2 separate regions of the Homo sapiens genome follow, and region 1 is linked to region 2. Evidence: chromatin loops called from intact Hi-C (ENCODE). Cell type or tissue: MCF 10A. All regions are shown on one strand. Each heading gives the region's core, and the rest is flanking DNA. Links, peaks and the distances in the headings are about the cores only. Region 1 has its middle 80 kb from the start of LINC00320. Region 2 overlaps LOC105372745 (a long non-coding RNA gene).

What was found. Hi-C counts contacts between places; a loop is a spot of excess contacts. Peaks named below come from ENCODE experiments on the same cell type or tissue, not always from the same donor. Only the 100,000 strongest peaks of a DNase experiment are listed, where the experiment ranks them.
Region 1: a loop joins it to region 2, with 18 times the contacts of the local background. A loop is called at or near these places in 2 of 110 quality-filtered maps.

Annotation. Positions count from the first base shown.
Region 1 is chr21:20,881,369-20,884,297 of GRCh38, forward strand. No RefSeq gene overlaps it. Among named protein-coding and RNA genes, the nearest start is that of LINC00320, 80 kb to the left of the region's middle. In MCF 10A, for the core only: CTCF peaks have their summits at 1,300 (motif pointing left) and 1,499; a DNase peak (open chromatin) is centred at 1,293.
Region 2 is chr21:19,980,823-19,983,751 of GRCh38, forward strand. All of the region lies in intron 3 of LOC105372745 (a long non-coding RNA gene), which reads left to right. Among named protein-coding and RNA genes, the nearest start is that of LINC01683, 83 kb to the left of the region's middle. In MCF 10A, for the core only: a CTCF peak has its summit at 1,328 (motif pointing right); no DNase peak of the experiment used is centred there.

The sequences.
Region 1 (2,929 bases), core at 175-2,674, 900 kb after region 2:
TCACTTTCAAATATATACCTAATAATCTAGTTATTATTGGAAGTTTGATGCTCATTTTGAGTACGAATTTAAAAACCTCAGTTTTGGAGAAATATGTTAGTGAAATTTTCTCAATACTTCGTAGTTAAAACTTGATTTTGTTCTAATGCCTTAAAATGACTTCCTGGGAGCTGTTTCTGCTCTCTCTCTCTCTCTCTCTCTCTGCAGTTGTCCTCAACACTCATCACTGATATAAAATGAAAAAAGGAAGAAGTGATGACATTGTAACCATGGTTTTCCCTATAGTTCCTGTGTCTGCTGTGCATTTTACCTTCTAATTTTCCTAGAGTTGGATTTTAAATGATCCAGTTCTAAAGCACAATTTTCACTAGTACTTGAAATATCTCTCTTGAATACTTAACTTCCATATTACTCTGATGAGCAAGACAGGCCATGTTAGGGAAAACCCTCAAGTGAATTCATGTTCCTTTCTTAAACCAAAAAAATTCAAATCACGTTTCCCTTCCTTGGGAGTGAATCTACTCCATACTAAGGTACGTGCAAAGCAGAACTTTTCAAGATAAAAATGTATTCAGAACCCATAAAACTATTTTTTTATATTTATATCTTTTCTTCTTTCTCAAAGTTCATGGTCTACAGTTTTTTTTCTCCTCTTCCCCAAACATACAATGAAAAAGTGAAAAAAGACTTTTGTAACTATGAGGTTGCAAATTCACTGAAGAACCAAGTCATTATTCATTTCAGCATGTCTCTTTCGTGATGACTAATGTATGCAATTCCATCATTACCAATAAACATTGGTCCCATGTTGAATTTTAGTTTTTTATAAGATAGTATGCAACAGTAAAACAATTCTCAGTTAAGGAAACAGAAGACTAACATTCTGAGAAATGAAAATAAATAAATTTTAAGAAAAACCTTCTAATTTTTGAAAGTAATGTTAGTGCAGGATCTGTGTATGAAGTTATAGAATAAACAACACTGGAATTGTTATATAGGGTAGTATACAAATATATAGCCCTTAGGAAAAAAAAATATTCTTGCTCTTGGCTCCTGCTGACTAAACACTATTTGCCATTTTGGTCTTATTTCTGGTAACTAAACTCTTGAAATCAATGGTCCATTTAATTTTAACTCTTTTCTGTTTCTGAAAAACCCTACACCTGCCCACCTACACTGTGTTCTACCTAGCACACTTTTTTGTTTCCCTTTAATTATTTAGTTCCTGCTTAACCTATTAGTTTGGTATTTCAGGATCTTGAGCCTTCGAATCTGGGTCCGTTCCCATTCCCATTGCACCCTCTGGTGGCCATCTCCATATCCATCTTAGTTAATTAAGCCAATTTTGATTAATTCCATACTCTTACACTGGTGGCAGGTTGGTTCAGAAAAAGGCAACTGATGCGATTCTAACCAGTAGAACCAGAAGTAAATTCTACAGGAAGCCGCCTAAGGAAAGTTTTCTTATTCACAAAATAGAGTCACAGGAAACTGTAGTATCTCCTCTATTTTCCAAAATGCACTATTATTATCACTGTTGCTGCTGCTGTTGATGTTGTTTAATTTTGTTTTGTTTGACATAGTTCTGCATCTGCTATTACCATAGTTATAACAGCTTAACATTAAAATTTTTTTAAATGGAAAACAGAGACATGAGAAGAAAGTCTGTTTCTGTTCGCTTTGTGACATCAATGAATCAGCCGGTGTTAGAGGTCAACTTCAGCAGTCATTTTACATTTATTTTGTCCATCCAGAATGTGAATTGCCTTCTATGTTTGCAGACACTTCCGCTTCTTGAAAAACAGCCTGAAACTCGTTATGAAATCTGAAATGCCTTATATTCACTTTCCTACCCCTCCTTGTGTTGGAAGACATTTCCCCATGGATTTCTTGCATTCCTACATAGTCTGAGTACTCTGAGTAAAAGCATTTACGGCCAATCATTGTATATGGAAACATTCCAAAACAGTAAAGTATATTTTTTTGGAGGATTTTTTTTACATCTCAGGATAACAAACATAGAAAATCCTTTCCCTTCTCCCCCAAAGATATTTGCTTATATTCTAGATTAAACCGAATATTCCAGTCTCTCTTTTTCTCTTTGGAGGGGAGGATCGGCAAGACATCAGGGGCCCTACCTAAAATCAGAGTTTCCTAATTTTGAGGATTTTTTTCCTGTGATGTATTCCACTGAATGTACACATAACATCTGGCTCTCATTGTGTTGCCCTGTGTGAACTGATGTACAGAGAACCAACATAAGATAAATGGTCTTTGTTTCTGACTAAGGAGTCATCTGTATTATATTAGCCTGCTAAGGTTATATATTCAACAAAGCAGAACGGATTCAGCATGGCAGCGTGGTCTGTGTTTTCTGTGGCAGACTGACTTGGTAGTTTACAATAGAGTAAAATCACAGATCTTTTACAGTCTTAGTTAGACTTCATACTTAGAACCAGTGTATTGTCACATGACTTTGAATTCAACAATTGGCATCGCTTGCCCTATATTTTCAACTGGAAATATTGATATGAAAAATCAGGTACCATGCTGAAATTATAAACGCATTGGTTGAATTCTCCAGCATCCATCGGTGGTTATGTCTGCAGTGCTGTCTGCCCACACTGTGCCTATGGGCTTTGTCAACCCTGGGGATTCTAGTAAACATAAGTCAGCTCGTGTCATTCCTAAGCTCTTCCCTACCGTAAAAGAATTTGTTATTCTCAGTAACACCTATTGCAGTTTTGTTTATTTCATTGTATAGTTTCTATGTTCCACACTGGAATGCAGTCTACAAAAAGGAAGGGATCGTATATCCCTCTGTCAACACATGATAGACTCTCAAAACTATTTCTGAGGAAATAAATATCAGGAATTTGAAGAAAAACATTATTGACTTTTAACAGTTTTTGAGGAAATTATCTATTGT
Region 2 (2,929 bases), core at 301-2,800:
AATTGCTGGGAATCAATAATTTATGATAATACATTGAAAGTATCCTGAGCAATGGGGAATCCACGTGGAGTAAAGCACCAGGCTGTGGGGAATCCTCAGAGGTCATCATATTTCTTTACAACGTCCCCAAAGTGATAACTGGCAATATTTCACTTACAGTTGATAATAACTTTTAGAGGTGGATACTATTATATTGCTTATTTTATAGATGGACTAACAGAGGTCATTCAAAGACCTCTGCTGAATAACCTTTCATCTTTATAGAGGCAGCCAAACCACAATTTTTACAGGGGTAAAATGCACCCAGACAAAGGATTAGATTTTCTGAGAATCAGTTGTAAAGACAGGTGATTGAATTTTCCAAAGATGACAAACAGTATCTCCTACAAAATATGATTTTCTGGAAATATGCCACTACTCCTCTTTAATCTGCAAAGGTTTATGTATGCGTGCAGGAAGAGGCTGCATTCAAATTATACCGTGTGATGTTCAAGTCTAGGTTAGCAAAGAACTCAGCTTCTGTGCTTTATGTTGGATGTTTACTCCTAAGACACATCAATGAGGATGACTTCAGACTATTTCAGCCTACATCCGTTAAGTTACTCCTAGCTTTTCAGTCTGTCTAGCTGAGGCATTAATCATTTTGGAGTAGAGACAAGCCATTATTTCCACATCCTTTCTAAATTCCTGCAAACATAACAAAATGGTAGTTCTTTTATTCTACAAAGTTTGAGGTGATTAATCAGTGATAATAAATGGAGCAGAAGCTAACTATAGTCAAGTGAATAAGTTTGGGCCAATGAGATATAAATGAAAGCTGGAAATTACTTAGAAGTTCCTTTTTTTTTCCTTTTGTATTTTTATTTATTTATTTATTTATTTATTTGAGACAGAGTCTCACTCTGTTGCCCAGGCTGGAGTGCAGTGGTGCGTTTTCAGTTCACTGCACGCTCCGCCTCCCGGGTTCACGCCATTCTCCTGCCTCAGCCTCCCGAGTAGCTAGGACTACAGGCGCCCGCCACCACAGCTGGCTAATTTTGTTTTTGTATTTTTAGTAGAGATGGGGTTTCACCGTGTTAACCAGGATGGTCTCGATCTCCTGATCTCGTGATCTGCCCGCCTCAGCCTCCCAAAGTGCTCAGATTACAGGTGTAGCCACTGCGCCCAACTGGAAGTTTCTTTAAGGAAACAAATGGCTAAACTAGGTTATAGTCCCTGTCCTTCCCTTTTCTACCTTTATGCACCCTGAAATGAAGATGTAACCATCATTATTAGAGCTCCAGTTCCCATCATATAGCATTGAGGATGGAAACCTGAAGATGGCAGTAGAGATAGACATATAGGAGACTAAATTTTTGTTGACTTAATCAAGTCTTCCTAGAAATTCAGAATCGTTGGCCATTAGAATTAATCTTCGTGAGAGAAAAGTAGCCAGTATTTAAGACACTGTTATATTGGATTTTCTTGTGTGTGCTGCCAATCTTAGAAATAGTTTTTTGCATTTTAAATAAACCAAGTCACTTGCCCAAGTTAATTAGTAAAAAGCAAGGATTTGCACTCCAGTGGTCTGTCTTCAGGACCTTCAGTTTAATTACAGCATACTGCCCTGGAGGCAAAAGTGCACTTGTCATGAATGTGAAATATTATAATGCTTTTTAAAACATCAAAAATAAAATCTATCATAATGGTAGAATTTTAAAGATATAGAGGATATAAAATATTTTATCATGGAGAAACTCTGCAGCAATTAGACTCTCTGCCACCTGCTCTTGCCATCGTCATCATCAGTCACAGAAGTAAATCTTTAATACCTGTGAAAATTTATATTAGACTAAATATTTTTGTTATTCTATCCCATGGGTATTCAGTAAAATTGTTTTACATATTGATTTAATATTATATGTATGTAAAATCTTATAATTTATTGAAAGAAATGGTATATATTGGGGTCAAGTTTGTCCTGTTTTTTTATGGATTCAAATTCATTAAATATAGTACAGTCATATAAACAAAAAATCCTGGTTGTAAAACCAAATTCTAAAATGAGAAACTTTTTTACGGCCCTAGGTTACAAATAATTAAGGAAACATCCAATTCGGTATAAGTGAAAAATTCATTCTTTCTGATTTTCTGTGCACTTGCACATTTGTAACTCGCTAGTTTCATTTGCAGCAGAGATATTGAAAACACATTTCAAGAGCTCCTACTGATTTGAGAAATTTATTGTACCTTAAGGGCTGTCAGAAGAAATTTGCAAATTACTACTCCAAATTATTTCAACAAGAAAACATACTGATATGTTCAGGTAATGGAAAGGGGAAAAAAGATTAACGTAAGTGTCATAAGAAAGCTATTGTGCTGCATAAATCACAGGTAGTCAAATATGTTGTGTAAAAAGGATGCTGTGCTAAAATGCAAGAAAGAATATATATTATACTTTGTTTCTCATTCAACTCAGAGTACTCCTTTGATTTCGATGTTAAAATACACACTTCCACATTTTTCCATACCAAGAGTAGGGATTTAAGCCATTTCTTTCTTCCTTAAAATACTATTTGGTGAATCAAAACCTGTTGGCTTCCATCTACGAACATATAGATATATTTCGATATACATGAAAAAATTTAGTTGAAATATTTGAAGATTCAGCAAACCCAGACAAATCAATTAAAGTAGGCATCATGTTTAATCACTAATAGTGGGATTAAATTTAGTTGTATTTTAAAGAAATGGATCCTGTGACTAATGCTTTCTTTATAAATTTTATTGAAACAATATACTTAATTTAACCATCAATATAGTCACAGATATAATGTACTCTTCAATACAAACAATGGAGAAAAGCATTTTTAAAGTATTTTAAAAGCTGGGATCTATTAATGGAGGAACATTGCTTTTTTAGGGAAACACCCGATAGCCTATCAAAGTG